4 separate regions of the Homo sapiens genome follow, and all the other regions are linked to region 3. The links are chromatin contacts, found by Hi-C or POLR2A ChIA-PET in ENCODE. All regions are on one chromosome and are shown on one strand. Each heading gives the region's core, a stretch centred on a gene start or an enhancer-like site at or near the end of the contact. The rest is flanking DNA. Distances are from core to core; before and after follow the strand shown. Region 1 holds the start of NADK2 (NAD kinase 2, mitochondrial). Region 2 overlaps CAPSL (calcyphosine like). Region 3 holds the start of SUB1 (SUB1 regulator of transcription). Region 4 holds the start of NIPBL (NIPBL cohesin loading factor).

Evidence for each region. Hi-C counts contacts between places; a loop is a spot of excess contacts on that map. ChIA-PET counts read pairs that join two places held with the same protein, here RNA polymerase II (POLR2A). Pooled maps may share reads with other maps.
Region 1: a map of CD8-positive, alpha-beta T cell shows a loop between it and region 3 (15-fold over the local background). The contact joins the promoter of NADK2 here to the promoter of SUB1 in region 3. A Hi-C loop is called at or near these places in 3 of 168 maps with a recorded cell type or tissue (CD8-positive, alpha-beta T cell and naive thymus-derived CD4-positive, alpha-beta T cell) and 10 of 50 pooled maps.
Region 2: a map with no recorded cell type shows a loop between it and region 3 (11-fold over the local background). The contact joins the enhancer-like site here to the promoter of SUB1 in region 3. A Hi-C loop is called at or near these places in 3 of 37 single-sample maps with no recorded cell type and 2 of 50 pooled maps. POLR2A ChIA-PET finds 5 or more read pairs at or near these places in 1 of 52 experiments (OCI-LY7).
Region 4: a loop to region 3 is called in a map of CD8-positive, alpha-beta T cell, with 7 times the contacts of the local background. The contact joins the promoter of NIPBL here to the promoter of SUB1 in region 3. A Hi-C loop is called at or near these places in 5 of 168 maps with a recorded cell type or tissue (B cell, CD4-positive, alpha-beta memory T cell, CD8-positive, alpha-beta T cell and 1 more), 1 of 37 single-sample maps with no recorded cell type and 12 of 50 pooled maps. POLR2A ChIA-PET finds 5 or more read pairs at or near these places in 1 of 52 experiments (T-cell).

Annotation. Positions count from the first base shown.
Region 1 is chr5:36,240,022-36,245,003 of GRCh38, reverse strand. NADK2 (NAD kinase 2, mitochondrial) reads left to right here and starts at 3,079. Exons shown (of 12, transcript NM_001085411.3): 1 at 3,079-3,505. The coding sequence starts at 3,206. LOC124900962 (a long non-coding RNA gene) reads right to left here and starts at 3,102. Exons shown (of 3, transcript XR_007058733.1): 1 at 2,976-3,102. RefSeq lists enhancers at 2,555-2,754, 4,105-4,174 and a silencer at 2,995-4,014.
Region 2 is chr5:35,901,322-35,906,650 of GRCh38, reverse strand. CAPSL (calcyphosine like) reads left to right here. Exons shown (of 5, transcript NM_001042625.2): 5 at 2,005-2,363. The coding sequence ends at 2,106. Among named protein-coding and RNA genes, the nearest start is that of CAPSL, 35 kb to the left of the region's middle. RefSeq lists an enhancer at 1,957-2,056. Within about 2 kb of position 1,795, at least 2 of the 41 ENCODE cell types and tissues checked have a DNase peak (open chromatin) inside an H3K27ac peak, as active enhancers do; they include OCI-LY7, where a contact is called at or near this core.
Region 3 is chr5:32,582,248-32,587,683 of GRCh38, reverse strand. It overlaps SUB1 (SUB1 regulator of transcription), which reads right to left and starts at 2,127. Exons shown (of 5, transcript NM_006713.4): 1 at 2,059-2,127. RefSeq lists silencers at 1,544-1,813, 1,854-1,953.
Region 4 is chr5:36,874,666-36,879,556 of GRCh38, reverse strand. NIPBL (NIPBL cohesin loading factor) reads right to left here and starts at 2,788. Exons shown (of 47, transcript NM_133433.4): 1 at 2,379-2,788. NIPBL-DT (NIPBL divergent transcript) reads left to right here and starts at 2,863. Exons shown (of 1, transcript NR_046262.1): 1 at 2,863-4,891. RefSeq lists silencers at 2,163-2,282, 2,923-3,032 and an enhancer at 3,443-3,492.

The DNA of each region.
Region 1 (4,982 bases), core at 1,830-4,329, 3.7 Mb before region 3:
ATCATGTCATTTTCTCCTTTTGGTTGCCTCCTAATATATGCAGGATAAAAGGCAGGTTCCTAAGCATGGATTTAACATTTTCCATTGTCTTTACCCTTGTCTACCTCTCTAGCCTCACTTCCCCATGTTGCCTGCCTCTCTCTAAATTCTCTAAAATTTCAAAATTGCTAGTTCATTGCTTCTATGCATTTGTTCATGGTGTTTCTTCTGTGGAATTTCCTTCTCATTCTTGCTGATAATGGCTAATATTGAATTCATTACTTAAGGCTTAGCTCTTCACATTCCCAAAAAGCCTTCTCTAACTCTTGTTAGGTTGACTTGAGACTTGCTCCTCCAAATTTCTCAGCATTCTGTGTATAACTCTATCACTGCATAGACTTTAGGCTCCTCAAGGGCATGGAAGCTTTTTATCATTTCATCTGTAGCACCTAGCAGGATGCCTGGCCTACAGTGACACTCAAATTTAATTTAATCTCCACGAATGTGTGTTACATGTGTAAGATTTAAGAGACATTATCTAAAAGGAAACTAGATAAGGATTGGAAATTCAAGAGAAAGATCTGGGCTAAAGATGCCAGTAATAGCTGAGGTCATGAAAGGGGCTAATATTTGCCAAGTGTCTACTGTGTAATGGGCACAGTGCTAAGCATCTGTGCATATATTCACAATTTTACAAGGTAGCAATTATATTTTATAAATGCAGAAGTAGTCTCAGGAAGGTTAAACAACCAGTTCAAGTTTCACAAAGCTAATAAACAATAAAACTGAGATTTGAACCAAGATCCTTCCATTACACAACACTGAATGAACTCAGGAGCGTGTGTGTGTGACAGAGAGAGAGAGAGAGAAGGAAAAAAGACGGAGAAGAAGAGACAAGGAGACGAGGACAGAAGACATCTTGGAGATGGGTTTAGGAAGAAGTCAAAAAGGGACATAGAGATGGGAGAAACACTGTTAGGGACTGGTATGTTGGGAGACAGTAAAAGATTTCAAGAAGAAATGATAACCATTTCAAATTCTTTGGAAAGATCAATCAATTAAAGAACTGAAAAAAGTCTTTTGAGTTCCAACAAGATCTTTTGGTCACCTTGGAAACAGCAGTAATTAGCAAAGTAGTGGGGAGAAGCTAGTGTACAACAGGTTGAGGAATGACTAGGAGGCAGGGATGTGGCAATGATGAACAGACTACTCTTTCGAGAATCAGCTGTAAAGGTAAGGCAGGCAATATGTAAAAACAAAGGCTTAGAGGTTGTTTTGTTTTTTTAGAAAAATTTTAAAGATGTCATAGACATGAGCATATTTAAATACTGAAGAGGCAAACTCATTTGGGAGGGAAAATTCAAGATACCTGTGAGAGGATGCCTTCAGAAACACTATTTTTGAGGAGGTGGAAGATGAGACGCAAAATAACTATGGACAAAGGGCTATTCCAACTGAGATGTCAATGTATATGTTTGCAGCTGAAATGAGAGTCAAAAATCTGGGTTTTTATCTGTGAAATGGGAAGAAATGAGGTCCGAGATTTCAAATATGAGCAACAAAACTCAGACTTTGATCCCAAACAGTTTCTCCCTACGCATTTTTTTTTCTCTATCGAATGGATCAATTAACATTCCCCTGTTCACCCTGGCCTCAAACCTAAGCGTCATCTGTGATTTCTCCCTTTTTTTTTTCCTTCCTAATGCTAATGAAGTTTAAAATAGTAAGACTACAAAGGAGTCTGAGGATAGTTATAGATGTTACCTCTAGAAGCTCAGGTTATTAAGGTTGTTACACTACACGTCACTATTAGCAGCTGCTGTGAGGGAAAGTTCTTGGTGAGAACGGGTCAGTGGTAGAACTTTACCAAGTAAACACCTATCGGGCTTCATTGTGTATGCTCCCAGTCCAATACACTACCTGGCACACAGCAGGCACACCGCGGGAACCCACGAATGAACGCTGGTGCTGGTGGGCCCGTGAGGAGAGTCATAGATTCACTGAATCGATTTGGACTTGGTAGAACCTTGGGGTCACCCTAACCCCCTTTTTACAGATGAGGAATCTGAGGCCCAGAAAGATGAGGTAACCTGCCCAAAGTCCAGAAGCGACGTAGCGCCAGGACTACAAAGGAGCAAACACAGTGCCAGGGGAAGGGGATCTAAGGAGCTGCGGAATTGAACAGCAGGATGTGCACTGCCATGTGGTTCTCCCCTTACAATGGGACGTTTCCTTCTGTTCTCGTCACACCCCAGCCCAGGTCCTGATCACTCCACGGGTCATTATCCCAACAGCATCCCTTCCTCCTCTTCTTGCCTCCCAAGCTACCCAAGATTCCAAAGCCAGATCAATAGTCATCAAACATTGCTTTAACTCACTCCTTTCCAGTTAAAAGCTTTCAAAGAACTAATTCATTTGGACTTTGTCCTATAGGTAGGGCTCTTCGGGGGGGCAGGGGGCAGCGGGGCGGGCACTGGGTCCCACGCCGAGAGGATTTCGTGCCAAGCCACGCACACGGTGCAGCAGGAGCCGGGTCCGCCTCCTCAGCCCCCAGCCCGGCCCCAGACACACCAGCTATCACACCGACCCTGGTCAAATAAACCAATGGGCACGTGGTCGGCCTGCAGAACAGAACCCAAGCGAGCATATGCCAGGAACCTGCCTTCCCGCCAGCCGCTCAAAACCCCACCCGCTGGCCCCGCGCCGCCTCAGACCGGATCCAGCTGGATTCCTCAGGGCGACGCAATCGCCTAACAGAATTCTACCTCTTTCTCAGGCCGCAGCCAATGGCGCGGCCCCTCGGATCCGGAGCCGCCGCGGGCTCTGATTGGCCGATAGAGTTAGCCTGGGGGCGGGAGAAGAGCGACCTCGGGGAAGCGTGTGGTGCGGGGAGGTCGCCCCCGGGCGGCGAAGCAGCCATTATGCAGGCGTGAGTGAAACGAATAAACAAACAAACAAAACCCACTAGCTGGGGCCTCCATTTCTTCCCCGCCCACCTTTCTCCCGCGTGGGGTCTCCCGTTTCCCAATCGCCACGCTTTCCCCGCCTTCGTCAACGCCTGGGTACGTCCCCCTAGCCGCGTGGGCCACGCACGTCCTGGCACTTAACCTCTGCCCGTCCGGCGCGAAGTTAGAGGCCCGGGCGGCGCGGACGGCGCGCACTCCCGGCGGTAGGGAGCTGAGGCAAGGGGCCCGAGCCCAAGCCCGCGGCCGCGGCCCGGCCCACGATGACTTGCTACCGAGGCTTCTTGCTGGGCAGCTGTTGTCGCGTGGCGGGCGGCCGGGCGGCGGCGCTGCGGGGACCGGGTGCGGGAGGCCCCGCCGCGCGGCCCCGGCTGGGCGGTGACGGTGGCGGCCGGCGGCACCTGGGGCAGGGGCAGCCGCGCGAGCTGGCGGGCTGTGGCAGCCGCGCGGACGGCGGCTTCCGCCCCTCCCGGGTGGTGGTGGTGGCCAAAACCACCCGGTACGAGTTCGAGCAGCAGCGGTACCGTTACGCGGAGCTCTCGGAGGAGGACCTGAAGCAGCTGGTGGGTCCTGGCTCGGCCCCGCTTCGCTCCCGGGCTCGGCCGGGGCTCTGGTGGCGGCTGCGCCCCCTCGGGGGGACCTCTCGGGACGACTCTTCCCAGGGCACCGCAGATGCCGGTCCTGCCTCTCTCGCGGCCCCCAGGTCCTCTGGCTTCTCCCTGGGCCTCCTTTGCCTTTGGGCGTGTGTGCGAGGGAGAGGCAGGGCCGGGGAGAGGGGGAGAGAGAGGGACAGTGGTTCATGCAGGGACTTAGGAGGCAGGGGCGCCGCGGGGAGGGCGAAGAGGGGCTGCCGAGTGGCCTCAGAGTGAGGGGTTTGAGGATTCGTTGGTGCCCTCGCCGCCCCCGCCCTCGTTCCCTGGTTGGGACCCACTCCAAGAAAGTGAGCCAGTGGCCTGAGGTCTGGACGCCCTGCGAACAGCTCCCCTGGCCGCCGCGAGAAAGGGGGCCCAGGGCGCCGCTGAGGGCTGCCGGGGGAAAAGGGCCGAAACAACCGCGGACACACCCCCTTTTACTCTGCAGGACTGCGAGGCCTAGGGCACTCCGGAAAGTCCTTCAGCGTGAGCCTTTTCCTTGCTGGAACGTGGTCGTTGGACACTACGAGCTTGTTTTAAAAGCACAGGTCTTTGGTGCTAAGAAGGAAAAGGGAGAAAATTTGACTTGTATATGTACGTTATTAAGGAGAAATGTCAGGACAAGGGGCTGGTATACTGGGTAGTGTGTGAAATAAAAAAGCCTGCGACTCTTGTGCAGCAGTATCTCCACAATATACCATATTTGATATGTTTATTAATATATCTGCAAAGATACAAATCCAAGGGAAAAACCAGAGTTTGAATCTTCCTGTTGTCATCCCCCCCCACCAACTTTAAAAACAGTTTCTGATCCCATACCACCATCCACCAACTTTAGGAAAAGGAGAGTGCCCGGTGCTACCATGAGCAGTATGTCCAGAAAAATATATTGGAAATCTCTTAATTGTTGGCACTGTGCACCAAAAGGTTTTGGAATTAATTGCACATAACTGATTTAGTTTAATTCTGTGCAAGACTAGACAACCTGTTGGAAACTTCTGGTATCGTGTGATCTTAGCGAAGTTATTTTGTAGAGGCATCAAAATGAAATTGTAAATCATCTTTGCTTAAGTGCTGAATCTGTTGTCAACATTAAACATCCTGCTTCTTTGTTGGGTTTACTGAAGAGGGCTCCTGCATTCACCTGATGGGAGTCTAGATGTGTAGATTTGTTTTCTTTTTCCTAAGTGTTTGAAAATGACTGTTTATAGAATACACTTGCATCATTTAAAGAATAAAGGGTTTGAACAGGAGGTTAGAGTAGTTGAGTTTGTATTAGGGAGTGAAACTAGAGGTGAGATAGGGACTAGTAATGTTCTAAGAAAGCACAGTGTTACTATTTGGGGAAAGTGGTGTGCCCTTTGGGTTGTACTAATTTTGCAAAGTCTAGCTTGTAGGATTTGTCAAA
Region 2 (5,329 bases), core at 546-3,045, 3.3 Mb before region 3:
CAAATTAGGTTTTATTTTTTATTCTACTTGATGTTCTCACTTGAGTGGCTTAAAGAGAGCAGAGCTGAAGTCTTTGTGATTTTCCTGGCCTTTCCTTCATGATCTCAAGATGGTTGCCTAACTTCAGCCAGCACATCTGAGTTTCAGGCAGCAGGACAAAGGAGGGAGAAGGAGGGAACGAGAAAGGGCTGGAGCCTGCATCAGGAAAGCAAAGGCTTCCCTAGAAATTCATGTCAAATTTCCTTTGTATCTTATTGGTGAGAACTCTATTACTTGGCCATCCCAAGCTGAAGCTGCAGAGGAGTCTGGGAAAGTGAGTTTTGAGTTTTTCAACTTCTGTGGGAGAGAAAAGCTAGGGATAGGATTATTACAGTGGATGTGGAGGGAGTCTCATTCAATGGCTGTCATCCCTGGCCAACAAACAGACAATAGAAACAATAACAAACTAAAAATATCGGGAGTTTGATAATTTTTAATTAAAAAATAATTAGCTGTAAAAAATGTTCCTCAAACTGTCATGGTAAAGTGCACCGTCAAAATGGCTCAGGGTCTCGTGGGTAACTCTTTTAGTTTACTTGCTATTTGCTGTAAAATGATCCACTTACTTTGTTGGAGTATTTCACCAGCCTGCAACTTTTTGAGGACTGAGACTTTATCTTAATTATCTTTGATATTCCCAGTTAAATTACTGTAGTGTGCACAACAATTAACTGGGATGTTTAGATTTTTAAGAAGTAAATTCCACAACCACCTGCTTCAGAGATTCTGATTTAGCAGGTGTGGGGTACAGCCTGTGGGCCTAGGCTTATGACAGACACCCCAGGTTGTCCTGATGCAGGTGGTGTGGACCCACACTGATAAACATTTCCCTGGAACCTCACACAACATGAGAAAGATAGAAAGAGGGCAATAATGATGTGTGAAACTTAATGTAATCCCTTAATGAGGGAATTGAAAAGCAGAGGCTGAGGAATCCAAAGGAGGAGAGGAATAAAGAAGTTCAACAAAGGGGGATGCTAATGGTATCCTAATTTTGACAGAGGCTCTATGCATGTATTGTAGATGTGTATTTACAGTTCAACTATGAGCTGAGTTCAAATGCCTTTCTTTCTACTGCCCTTCCTTATGTTTTTAGTGGGAAGGGGTGGTATGAAAGACAACTGTGGATCCAGTGACTTTTCTTTTCTGGTCACTTATAATTTCAATAGGACCAGTGGGTCAGTCATCTCTTATGATTCTTGGAAGGCATAGGTATGTCCCCAACCGATCATGTCAACCAACATGATTAAATTAGAGTGTACATATTATCTAGACCTGTTAAAAATAAGACTAATAACTGTCTTTTCTCCTTCCCCAAAGGAAAGTAATATAAAATCCCCACACAGATAAACACATTAGTCAATATTTCAAAGAGATGGTCATGGGTGTAGAGTGGAGAGAAGCCAGGATGGGTGGGAGGCATGAAGCAGGGGTAAGCTTTTTATTCACCCTGGGCCTTGAATGAGTTATTTATGTGTTAGAAAAGCATGCAACCCGGGAGCGTTTAACTAGAAATCTGTTTCTTCACCCACAGGAGAGAACTCCATTTTTGGAAAGGGAAAACATCACTTACCCTGACACAAGGACATGACATGTTGTTTCTGACGTGTCACAGAAAGACAGAAATAACTACAGTTGCAGAGCACTTCCTTCTTACTCTGAGTTTCAGTCTCCCTTACCTGAACCGACGGGCTCCCACCCTTAGACAAAAGATGACAACCTATGCGTCACTTTCCATTTAGGTTGGCTTAGAAACTTTCAAGACTTTCTTTCTCTCTTCCTAGGTGCTGTTCTCACACCATCCTCAGCTTCACTTGTTCTTTTGTTTTAGATCAGTTCCTCAGCCATGATCACATACACAAAGAAATCCTCTATTTCCCTTCTATTTACAGGTGCACAAGGTGGGCGCCCATTGACAGAGTGAGAAGCAAAGTTTCGTTTTTGTTTCTAACTTTTCCACTGCAGGTGACCCCTGAGGAGTTCATGAACTACTATGCAGGTGTGAGCGCATCCATTGACACTGATGTGTACTTCATCATCATGATGAGAACCGCCTGGAAGCTTTAAGCACATGACCTGGGGACCAGGCCCTGGGACAGCCATGTGGCTCCAAATGACTAAATGTCAGCTCAAAAACCAGAATCGTATTTGATTTCACACTCATCCTAATGTTTTTTTCTGTGTCAAAATATTGCATTTTCTGGGGCCAAAAAACAGGCAGAAATAAAAGACATTGAGTAGCCAACTGTGAGTTTGCCTTGCCTAAGACTGTTTCCTTTGTTCTAAAATAGGACTTAAATAAAATGAGCTCTGTAAAGCTCCTAGTGCTGTGCTGATACATGCAGGTGTCTAATCAACTTTAGGTTTTATCCCTTGGCCATTAATGAAAGCTTGAGTATTTTAATTAAAACCCTCACCCATGCACCCATAGTTTTTCTTCACCTCCTTTTAGATGATCCTTTTCTAGGTGAGATGATAATATATCTCTTTTTATGACTGATTGTAAGTCTTTAAGTGTTTCAGTCTCATTTGGGGACCAGAAGAAGACCACGTGTTAGCCTCAATTTCTACAAGCAAATCTTGAGTTTCACTGCTTAGGGTTTAGGGAAGCCGCAGTTTGACAAATAGATTCAAAATGATTTATTTAATAGTCATTTTAAAGACTGGTGTGAGTGAGGAGGCTATTTCTTTGAGCAGTAGATCCACGCCTGTTCATGGTACTCCTGTGGCTGAAGTTTTGAAACTGGGCTGGGCGCTCAGATTTTATCTGGGACATCTTGCGCTGTGTGTGGGCAGGCTATTCCAGAAAGCCTTCACCTGGTGGAATGTTTATCTCTCCCCTCTCTGCTTTCTGCCAATTGTGTTGAAATTCCCACCAGCAAGGGCTGGGTGCAGTGGCTCACGCCTGCAATCCCAGTACTTTGGGAGGCTGAGGTGGGTGGATCACCTGAGGTCAGGAGTTCAAGGCCAGCCTGTCCAACATGGTGAAAACCCTGTCTCTACTAAAAATAAAAAAATTAGCTGGGCATGGTGGCACATGCCTGTAATCTCAGCTACTCCAGAGGCTGAGACATGAGAATTGCTTGAACCCGGGAGGCAGAGGCTGCAATGAGCTCAGATCATGCCACTGCACTGCACTCCAGCCTAGAGCAAGACTCTGTCTCAAACAAACAAACAAACAAACAAAAATTCCCACCAGCACAAGGAGGTTGGGTGTGACACGGACTAGGATTTCAATAATATTCCAAAGCAGGTTTTCCATCTTGATGCTTCATGGCTTAACACCTCCTCCTCCCAGCACTAAGCTTTGGCTTCATATCGTTGATGTGTAGGACTCTGCCCATGAAAGGCTACTAGAAGCAAAGATAGCCCAGAGGCTGGAAAATAGATAAGAAAACTACAGCTCTCCTTCTGTGTCTTCTGTATCTAGGGCCAGAGATAAAAGCACAGTGACCAGCCTCTGGTTATGGTGCTGGAGACAATGCCCACCCACCTTGCTGCTGGGTGAAATACCTCCTTTTGACTCTGTCCTTAGCTGCACTCATCCCCCAGTTTGCAGACAGGATTGGGTTAATAGTCTTCTTTAAGATCTTATATACTTAATTGGCTCTGGATTTAGGGATTGAACACACTTGCCATATTTTGTATCAATTCACTGTTTAGGTTTTATTTCATACGCTTGGAAGTTGAGATTCGGATATGTATTAATTTAAAACATGTGAAAACCAGTGCTGCTACATAGGCATTATAGTAGTTATTAAGTAACTTGTTGAGATGCTCAACTTTTTCTTGAGGATGGTGTATCCCCGTATTACCAGAAACTAGTTTTGTTTTTGTTTTTGTTTTTTTACTTAATTGCACAATTGCACAAGTTTGATTTTGTATTGGATTTATTATCTCTGCTCATATAGAGGTTGGTTAGGCCAAAGATACCAAGTGTTATGAAGAAATATGTAGACTTATGTAGAAAACCAGAAGAAATTGTGAAGAAATGTATAGAAAAAAATCCATATATTTTTGCAGCCTGTGCCTTGTAGACTGTGGCTAAGGAGAGGTCCCCTATTTCCTGGGGATGATGGGTTTCAAGGCTTTTGCTCTAGAAAGATTCTTGTCTTTGATTCTGGGTATGACTCATGCCTCAGCTTAACTGAGGCTATAGAGTGAGCATGTGATTCTGAGCAAGGACCAGGTTGCAGCTATCAGCTTAGTCTTCTCCAGTGATACTTTGCTTCCTGTCAAATGGGGGCACAGGGCACAGCTATCCAATTTCAGATAACCCATACTTCATAGTGTATTTGGTCACATTTAGTTGCTTCTCTTCTAGCGGTTTGGGTTCTGGGCCCATGAGCAAGGTTCCACCAAGGCCCTTTCACCCTCTGGAAACAAAATCTGCTAATAACCTAATGGTCAAGGGTCACTGCACTCCAATTCTCATTCTCCTTTATGGCTTCTGGCACAGTCACGAATTATGCATTATTTAGCTCTACTCCTTCTAGTAGGAGTGGGAGGAAAAGAGAAGAGACATTTAAAGAAATCATTTGCTAACACTCTTCTGGATATATTTTTTGTTTATTTAACTTACAGATTTTAAAGCTTACTCCGTTTACAATTTAAAAAATAAGCCCTTAGTTCAGAAGGCAAAACACAATAAAAAGTTGCCAAAACATCCCTCAGGAAAACCTCACCTGTTGGGTCTGGTCCTCAGATAGAAAATTAAACAAGCCAAAGAAAAGAGAATGAAATTAGCAACTTTTTATGAAACAAGAATGATGTATGCAAACATTCTGAGAATGAGAGTTTGTCAGAACAAACCACCCATAACAATACTGAATTTGGATTTCTAACTTGATCAAAGGCAAACCCATGCAAGAATGGCCAGAGACTCTGACTCTCTGCTGCTGTGCACATCATACTTGGATTCTATTCACAGTGCAAATGAGAAACCCAGAATGTGGAAGCTATGCAAACTAAACTGTAGACTGAGGCAGAATTCTTTCTGCTGGTCTGTGGGGCTGGTTTTCACAGTGATTTAAACTGTGATAGGATCTTCCCAGGCACAGATGGCACTTTGGAGGACCATGTACTTGTTCTGTATGGTTTGACAGCAGGCATGGAGTCACATTTCATACCGTAATCAAGCTTTTCAAAGGCAGAGCTGGGTGTTCTCCAAGTAGCTGCAGATTGACTTGGCATACATCATGGCTTGCAGGTGTAAATACATCCCATCAATAAATATTTATTGAGATACATGCTTTTTTTCTAGGCCATGGGGACAGAGCAGTGAACTAGA
Region 3 (5,436 bases), core at 878-3,377:
ACACAAGGTCACATCATTGCACTCCGGCCTGGGCAACAAAGCAAGACTCCATCTCAAAAAAAAAAAAAAATCTTACACAATTCACAGCAATTCATTACATTTTACACAGATTTTTCTACTCTGGAACATAATTAAAATTTGAAGAACCTATTTATGGGAGGTGCAAAACCTATTTATGGGAGGTGCAAAACCTTCCCGCAAATTCCTACCATGCTGGTAACTTCCCAGGTCCCCCCAGAGACATAGATAACTTAGTGCCTTGCTTACAAGTGGGTGTTTACTGAGTGCCTGAGTGCAAGTTTGCAGAAAGCAAACTATCAGTAAGCCTAAGCCCCAAATTTCAAGGAATTCCAAGATACGTGGATACCTCTATTCAAGGCACTTATAACACCAGGTCATAAAACGCTGATTATCAAAATATCTTTTGCTCTCCCCATCTCAGAAGAGATTAGGTCCTATTAACCCATTTATGCCAGAGGTTGCAATTTTTTGAATTTATGCAAGCAGACCTTGGCGATGATCTTGAGCAGTAGCACATAAATAACTCCCACATGCTTAGCGTTCCAATAATGGAACACTAGGCATAAATTAGCTAATTTCTGTATGCGTTAAAGGGCCTAATAAACACATCACACACTGTATTTGTTTAATACAAGAAAAAAAGACTTAAAATTCCTCCTTAAAAAAAAATCATAAATAATCTAGCTCTCTAGATGAAACTTGCATTAGCACTGACATTGCATATGTTCCAAAATAGGAGGTCAAGGAAAAAGAAGTGGGCCACCCCAATCCTAGCCATTAAATTCAAAAAGCTCAATCTGATTTTAACTGGTAATGTCTTCAAGGGTAAATTCAGAAGGGAAAAGCAATGTTCATGACCACGTTTTATCCGTTTTTCCTGTTTCTGCTCCATTTTGCAACCTCATCTCTAAAATCAATTTAGTTAAGTTTTTTATGCTAATTAATACGACAAAAAGATATTTTTTAAAAAGGTAATTAAATTGAACATAATTTTTCACTTTGAAACTGTCGATCATAACTACCGTCTGTTATCAAAAACTGCCTGGGGGCCTAAGAATTTTTCAAAGAACCACCTGGTACTCAACCCAAAGAAGTCCACTGGAGAAGAAAGGTAACGGTAACTAAAACCAGCCTCTAAACTTTTAACAAATATATATTTACCTTAATGAGCCTGTTCCAATGTGGGGGTGGGGGGAGAAGCAGCTTGTAATTCAAGTAACTGATACTGAAACCACTATTGTAGAATTTATACAAAACGCAACTTTAAAAAGAGAAACGAAATCTTCAGCCTTTGCTGATTGAGGGAAAGATCAGAAAAAAACGAGGTGAAAATGAACCAGGACTGAAGGGCACACGACTTCGGTATAACAGGAAGGTGACAAGCACAAGACCAGGGAAGGGGTCGCGCGGCCCCAGCAAGCCGCTAGAACCCCGTGGCTAGCAGCCGCTCGGGCGAGGGGAGACAGGTTGGTCGGAGGGGGCGTGGGAGGCGGCGAAGTGCGGAGAAGACGGCGTGGGAAGGGGCGGGATTTGCACCAAGCGCCATTTTCTTCTCTCGAAGCGTTCCCTCCCCCTGCACATCAGCCGTTCTTCCCCCGGCCCCCTCCCGCCCGCATCCGCTCTCCCAGTCTCCAGAGCGCCCCGCTCAGGGCGAGGGGCGGGGGAAGAGTAGGTAACCGCACGCGCCCCACCTAGGCAGGCCGCCGCCGCATTGTCCCGGGGACGCCGCGACTCTCTCCCCGCGACTCCTCACTCCCCGGCCGCCCTCAATCTACCGCCCCGGGCCGCAGCGCCCGCCGCCTCGACTCGGCTCCCCGGGGACAGGAGTCTACCGCGGAAGGGCCCACAGCGCGTCAGGCGTGGAGTCAGAAACGGAGAAGGGGGCCGGGGACGCCGAGGGGAAGGGGGAGGTAAGGCAGAGCCGCCATTTCCCGCGGCCATTGCCGGCGAGAGGAGTGGAGGGCCGAAGGCAGCTCACGGCCCGGCTGGGAGGGTGGGGGCCCCGAGGAGTAGGGGTAGGGGGTCCCGCGCACTCACGCTTCGCTCGGCTCTAGCAGTCGAACACCCTCTTGGTCGTTCGCTCGCGACTGACAGAGAACCGGAAGTGACGGCAGCCAGGAGACGCCGGCCCCGCCGCGCTGGGGCTGCGGTCACGTGATGGGGCGTGGCCTCCCCACAGAAACCAACACTTAGACCCTTTCCAGGGCCTTAAAGGGACCGCGTCTCTTCCTAAATGGGTGACGCGAAAGTCAGATGTTGGAAGATTACATCTGACCCTTGAGAGAATGAAAGAGCTAATATCCTTCCTGTAGGAGATAGCTTAAAAAAAAATTAAAAAAAAGGAAAACGCCAATAAAACATGAGTGACAAGCGCCAAGCTTTGCGTTTGTTCAATAAATGTTTACTCTAATGAAGCGAAGGGGTCATAATGAAAAAGATCAATACTCTGGCCCATTTTCCCAGAAATGGTCTTCCTACCCCACTTCACCCACCTCAATACATGCCTCTGCCTCCTAAAATCCAAAGGAAGGAAGCTAAAGTCACAGCGTTTAATTCCAGAAAGTGCAAGAAATCTTTGGAGTACTCCTTATTCCTGTATTGAAGTCCTGGAGATGTAAGGGAGTTCACAGAAGGCAAGAGGAATCCATATACAAGCAGGAATATAGCTAAAAGATTATTTGAATATGTATTTGAATGAATACTTCCTACAGCTAAGAATCAATATAAAGGCATATCTATTAACAAAGATTTATCAAGCACCCACTACGTGTCAGACGCTGCAGGAGGCAATTTACATTACTCATCCTAACAAGCATGTTCCAAAGCAGAAATGACTGTTCTCTCCATTTTATAGACGAGGAAACCAAAGTTAACGCCCTATGGAGAGGATATTTCCTGTTACAGCTGAAGCGTGAATTGTCCTTATGTTCTCTCCCTCCAGACCCTATTTTCCTGCCTCAGGTAGAGGAATGGTATGGGATTTTACAAAGTAGAGGATGGAATCCTGTCGAAGCTCAGAATTGCACATCGGAGATGCCACAGAGGCTAAGGAAGGGCAGTGGGTTGCAGAAAGGGAGGAGTGTTTGGATCTACATATGGAGCAGTTAGACCTGTGGTTCCCACCCATCCCACCCTTATAGGAGAAGAGAGTTATATATTCCCTGCAAACATTAAAGCTGGGAGCGGAATGTGTAATGGGGTTGAGACGCAAAGAACACAGCGGATGGAATCAAAGTCTGAACACTAAACGTGAAAGCATCCCCCACACGTCCCTTTCTAGAATTACCTGACTTTTAAAGGATTAAATGCTGACAAAAATACAAACTAATCCCTTAGTTTGTTGTGAAACTCTCCATCATAATGAAATAAAAGAAGCCATGAAAATAAACACTGACATCAGGCGCGGTGGCTCACCCCTGTAATCCGAGCACTTTGGGAGGCCGAGGCGGGTGGATCGCCTGAGGTCAGGAGTTCGAGACCAGCCTGACAAATATGGTGAAACCCCGTCTCTACTAAAAACACAAAAATTAGGCGGGCGTGGTGGCGTGTGCCCAGCTACTCAGGAGGGTAAGACAGGAGAATCATATGAACCTGGGAAGTGGAGGTTGCAGTGAGCTGAAATTGTACTACTGCACTCCAGCCTGGATGACAGAGTGAAACTCCGTCTCAAAAAAAAAAAGAAAAGAAACACTGACATTATGCATTGTCATGGGACACTGCGCAGCTCCACACCTAGCTAAAGAAATGCTTAATATTCAAGGTAAACCACGTACACTTAAACTAATATGGTATCCCCTCCATCTGCAACCCTTCCTGCTTTAACAAGTTTTCATTCAGTTTCTGTGTCACTGAGGGAACCTGGGCAGTGTGCCTGCTGTAGGTTTGGGTTTCGGTTCTCTAAGCGTCGGAGGTGGAGAGCTGTTAAGGAGGTATGCATTTTTAGAAGTAGGGAGACCTGAAACTTTGCATGCAAATTTGTTGGCTCAATTTTCCTGGGTGTGGTACTTTGTAAAACTAATCGAAAATCCTTGATCCTAAGCGTTGCCCATTTTTAAAAGGTAAACATAACTCAAGAAAATAAACAAAAATAATTTTTTACATAGATGAAAGAGGAAGGAAACTTTTTTATTTTAAACAAAATAGGGGCCAGGCGTGGTGGCTTATGCCTGTAATCCCAGCATTTTGGGAGGCTGAGGCGGGTGGATCACCTGAGGTTAGGGGTTTGAGACCAGCCTGCAAACCTGATGAAACCCCGTCTCTACTAAAAATACAAAAAATTAGCCGGGCGTGGTAGCGGGCACCTGTAATGTCAGCTACTCGGGAGACTGAGGCAAGGAGAATCGCTTGAACCCAGGAGGCAGAGGTTGCAGTGAGCTGAGGCTGCACTGAGCCTAGATCACACCCATTGCACTCCAGCCTAGGCAACAAGAGCGAAACTCCGTCTCAAAAAAAAAAAAAAAAAGACAGCAGTTGCTTTCAAATAATAGAATGGGAAGGAGGTGTAATTCACATGCATTTGTACATTGTGGGGTGGGGAATAGCTCCTTTTATAGGCAAATTCCTAGAGGGCATCTTTAAAAGTGAAAGAACTCCCACTTTCCACTCCAAGCCTTGGTCTGGAAGAAGAGGGTGGCACAAAAAGGAATGTGCTGAATTTGGAGAATCTGTAGGTGTCCCAGAAAGGGAGGTAGACTGGGAAGTAGGGCTGAGAAGGGAAATAGCTCACAAACTATGAAAGGGACAGAGCTTGAGGAGGAGACTGCCAGGAAGAAGTTCCTGGAGGCCTGGAGTATGGCACGGGACTGTTAATGCGGTTCCCTCCAAGGCCTTATGCTGTCGACACCCTCCGTTACTCACTTCTTTCAAAGCTTCCGAAAAAGGCTTATTCAAGTATCAGGATATTATTTTGAAATCTTACCCAATGTGGCTTTTGTTACTAGCACTTCCTGCTTTCTGACCTTCACTCTTTCCCCATCCCCCGTTTTCTCAGCTACAGCATTTGACTAGAAGAAGGATGTTAGACCAGAACACACAGACCAGATTCTTGGCTTTTGACTTTTTTAAACTATTAGGATTCCAGGCATAAATTACAGATTTAAGGTAATGTGCTATTAAAGTTTTTTTCTGGCTGGGTGCTGTGGATCCTGCCTGTAATCCCAGCAATTTGGGAGGCCGAGGTGGGTGGATCACTGGAGCCCAGGAGTTGCAGACCAGCCTGGACAACATAGTGAGACCCTGTCTCTACAAAAAATACAAAAAAATGGGCCAGGCACAGCGGCTCACGCCTGTAATCCCAGCACTTTGGGAGGTCCAGGTGGGTGGATCACGAGGTCAGGAGATCGAGACCATCCTGGCCAACATGGTGAAACCCCGTCTCTACTAAAAATACAAAAATTAGCTGGGCGTGATGGTGCG
Region 4 (4,891 bases), core at 1,539-4,038, 4.3 Mb before region 3:
TCCAACTAGGTTATCAGAGATTTAAAGTTCAAGTTTAAATTTTACAATTTGAATTTTACACAATGTTTTCTCCTTTAAAAATGACGTATTTAATTGGTTTGGACCAAACAAAACATATTTTTAAATTTAAAGAAATGTTTATGCTATCATAATGAAAGCTATCACACAACCTATATTACTCACAAATTACTAAATATGTAGAATTGGGAAAATAAGTTGGGAAGAACTAATTCACTATAACAATTCCAAAGTCTCAGGAAAAAAAAGAATCAATCACATAAACCCATCTCTAACACACTTATTCAAACATCTGCATAAGACAACCTCTAAAAATAAGTTGCTTCAGTTCGTGAAAATTAAGCAAGCACAACTCCTCTATTATCTTTAGTAAAAATATGTTTATCCCTTGAAATAAAAGTTGTAGAGACAATCACAGGAATATATGAAGGCCTTTTAAACATTTATAATGAAGCCCTTACCACCTCCATCCCCAAAAAAACAAACCCTCTGCTTTCTTAAGATGTGAAGTATTCCTCCCGTCTGCATTCCCTCCCTGGCATGCCCCCCACTCGCACACCCCCCCACCCGCAGTAGGCCTGAGGCCCCGTAGCAAACAGTGTCTAACAGGAGCAGGCAGCACAAAGACAGGAATGGGAGATTAGTGGGAGGGAGGGAGGCCGGGATTGGGGCTCAGCAGGAGCTTCAGGCTTTTTAAAATTCAAACTGCTCCCTGACCAATACAAATCACGGACACGCTACTGACTACTACACGGATTTATAGCATTAAAAACATGCCTAGTACGTGACAGCTATATTAACTTCATTCTTTTAAACATTTATCCGTACGTTTGCAGGAAATGTGAAACAATTTATTGTAATCAGGACGCTAAACTCAAAAATAACCTCCACAAAATAACTTATTCTACAGTGACAATAATTTAATGACACAAAAAATATGAACCAATGTAACAAACACTAGTAAAACAAGGGATTTCGCTGAGCAGTGCTGCTTCATTTTAACCAATGAAAGTTTTCCTTCAGCGAATATGAAACAAAATATCAAAACGTGTAACCCAGGTACACTTTTCTAGCAATTTGCCTGACTGAGGAATTTTAAATTGGTGTTTCCCCCTTATACCAACCTACATTATGAACGCCTCCATAAACAAGCTCGAAACACTTAACTTACTCATGAACTAGAACTTGTCAAGTTAGAACTGATATTTTTCTCCAGCATTTACAGATACATTTAACCTATTAAAATGACACCTCTCTCATTACACAGTCAAACATCATGGCACAAACAGCCAATGACAATCCTGGGACCTCAAGAAGAACTGCCCTGACATAAAAGGATGGCACCTTCTACAATTTTTTAACCTCCCAAGGATTTTAAGTATAACTTAATTTCTTTTTTGGAAAAAGAAAAGAAAAGTGGTTTTACCCGTATCTCAGCACAATTCTCAGAACACTTAAAATTCTTTGTATGCTCCTACACGTTTTGGTCAGGAAGTACCTGAGTGTTTTACGTATAGTCGCTTAAAACTGCCCTTACATAACGCATACAAATAGAAAGTGGCAGAGTAAACCTGTCAAGTACTTTATACTTGTCTTTGAATAAAAAGTCCATGTGCAACAACACACTGTCAAAACAACAAGATAAAAGCTCTTGGGGAGGGGGAGATGTGCAGTGTCTACCACAGTATGTTTTTCTGTATTAAATATTCATGTGGACGATTTAATTCTTTAAAAAAGAAAATGAGTCTTTATGAACTTTCCAACGTCCAAACAAGTTTTAGAAAGAGAAAGAATTACCACTGGATCCGCGTCTGAGTATTTACGTTTGTCTCACTAACTGAAACTACTTCCTCCCTTCATGGGGTCACAGGGGGAAGAAGGGAGGTTGTTTGTTTCACTGGGACGTTCCCCACTCCCGGACCGGGAAAGTTGTAAATATGGGGACGATCAGGGCACATTTGCTGTTAGTTGTATTGTTTCCGCCTCCCCACTAGCTACGGCTCCACTCCCGGGCGAGGCCTGTCACCGACCAGCAGTCGCTCCGCTCAGCCCGGAGCTCTCCTAATCCCCGAGCTCAAGTAGATTCCGCTGGCCCGCGGCCTGCACTCTCCGCCGGGCCTACGCCTCCCCGGCCGCCCAGCAGGAGCCCAGTCCCCGCCACCGGAGCCGGCCGGGAGAGGGTACAAAACCACCGCTACCCAAGGCGGCTGCCACCAGAGAGGAGCGAACTCTAGACTCGCCTGTGGAAGAGACCTGGGGCCGCTAAGGAAACGGCGGGGAGGGGAGCGAGGAGGAGAGACGCTGAGGACCTGGCGCCGGCGCCGCCGCCGCCGCCGCCGAAATAAAGAGCAGGAATTTACCTGGGCGAATCGGCGTCTGAATCCAAGGGGAGGCCGAGGCCGCTGTGGCGAGAGACTATAATCCGGGCCGGGAGGGGGGGTGGCTACGGCTCCTCTTCCGTCTCCTCAGTGCGGGGAACATGTAGAGCCGGGGGGAGACCAGCCGAGAAGACAAATCGTTGCTTCTTCTTCCTCCTCCTCCTCCTTCTCCCACATAGAAACACTCACAAACACCCGACCACGGGCCCGAGCTACCGGGGGGGCATCGCCGCGGGCCCGGGAACCAATTCTCCTGTCGGCGGGGGCGTCCCTCCCTGCGGCTTGGTGGTGTCGGGTGAGTCGGTACCGACGGAGGGAGGGGGGGGAGGGCGGGGGGAAGGAGCCCTGTGTGTGTCTCTCTCTCGTTCCGTCTCTCCCTCTCAGAACAAAATGCCGACCGGAAGTGCAGCTGCAGGAATGACTCCCTCCGCCGGCGCCAAACACTAACAACCACCCCCTCTTCCCCACTCCACTTCCGCCACCGCCGCAGCCGCCGCTGCCGCCACTTGGGCTCGCGTCCTCGGCCGCGCCGCGCGGCACCCGGGCCCAGCAGCCGGGAGGCGGCAGCTCTCCTCTACGCCCGTCCCCTCAGGGCGGCTGTGGATGTTGCCAGTATTGTCGATGCTTCAGAGCGACGTTTGCCCTGCGACACAGGCGGGCCGGCTCTCCTCTGTCTTTATTTTCCTGGAGGCCGACAGGAGCGGGGCCCGAGTTCGGTGGTGGTCGTGAGCGTGGGGGGCACTCAGGCCCGGACGGGCTCTCAGGTCGCCGACGGCGGCGGCTGGAGGCCGCGCTGGCTGTCCCAGGTCGTCGTTAGCTTTAGGGAGCCGATCTCCGGGCGGCCCCACAGAGGACGCCCGCGATTCGATGGCGATGATGCCCGTTTTAAATGGTGTCCCTGCAGCCGGGTGGATGGATGGATCGTACACCTTGCCTTTTGAGAGCCGGGACCTTACGCCCGACTGCGTGTTATTTCTGCGAATAAGAACGCAACCTTTGGAGGTGAAGACGACTGTCGGCTGGATTGAATTGGAATCGTGTTTGTGATGATGCGTTTATTTCTGGAAATACGCGGTCTCCGCTGCTTTTGCTTTTTGTCGGCAGAGGTTTGGGTTCTTCTCTAACGGTCAGGATAAAGGCCTGTAGGCGACGCTGCGCGAGCGAGAAGCTCGCCCGCGGCTGCCCGGGCGCCCCCCTCTAGGTGTGGGTGGAGCCGAGCGCGCGGGGAGAACCGCCGGCCCCGACTCAGCCACCGGTGACTGCGGGCGACCCGCGGGCCTGCGGCCAGCTGATTTCAAACATCGTTTTCCTCTTTAGGTTCGGAAAACTGAGGCGCTGGACAAGGCTGGAATACAATATGTGATTATACGTACAGTACTATGGTTGTTGTAGTTTTTAAATTGTAAAACAAGAAGTAACCATTGTTCCACCGTTCTCTATTAAGTTTGTGTAAATTAAAAAGGGGCTATTTTCGGTAAAAAGTGCAGTAGGTAAGCGGAATTTTACTCAACCGGGACGAAATTCGTGTTATATGAATTGTATTGTGTATTTGTGTGTGTACCAGTGCGCTAAAAGTAAGTAGGAAAACTTGCTTAGATTATTCCTTTTGCCTCAGGCCACTCAGGGGGCCAAGATCCTGTCACTCCTTTTCTCTAGGCCCTGCGAATGGCTTCCCGTCTTGAGGGGAGTGAGCCAAAGCCTTGACTGCGGCAGAAGTCCCCGCGCGCCGTTGAGGGTGGGGGCGGGCCTGCCCTGGCATCCTTGCGAGTAGGACTCTTCCCTGAGCGTCGTCCACAGGGCTTGCTCCTTCACCTTCAGGATTTTGCTCGTGTCACTCGGTGCTTCCGCGGCTACTTTTAAACTGAAAGTTCCCTAGCCCCCTTCTCATTTTATCCTTTGGACAGTCTACATATCCATACTTGTTTATCTTCTTATCTCTCCTTCCCCAGTGCAATGTAAGCTCTAAGAGGACAAGAGGTTGTGTTTTTCTGCACTGGTGTTACGGCCCCCGCCTAGAATGCCACACAGTAGATGCGTAGTATGTGGTTAAGGAATGAATGCGATTATAAGGGCCTTGATGCTCCCCCATTTCTGTCTTTAATATGTACTTATATGCTACAGAGAGCTTTATAAAAGATTTAAAACACGTTTATTACAGAATTCTATAAAAATATATTGCTTCTAAACATTGGAAAGCCCTCCACAACACCAGAAACCCACAAATGAGGGATAAAATTTGTTTTTAGGCTTCTGTAAATGAGCATGCCCGAGGACAGTGCATCAAATGATCATATCCATACTGGGCCGATTATGTTTGCTCTTCTGAGTCTCAAACTGCATTCTTCATCTTGTCGTCCTCTGTCTTTCAAAATACATTAAAAGTGAGAATTTGGTTGGCTCAGAGCAAATCCAGCACTATTGGAAAAGTTCATTCAGCAAGTATTTATTGGGCACAAATGGGTACCAGGCACGCTAATTCAAAAGGTGTGTGTTTC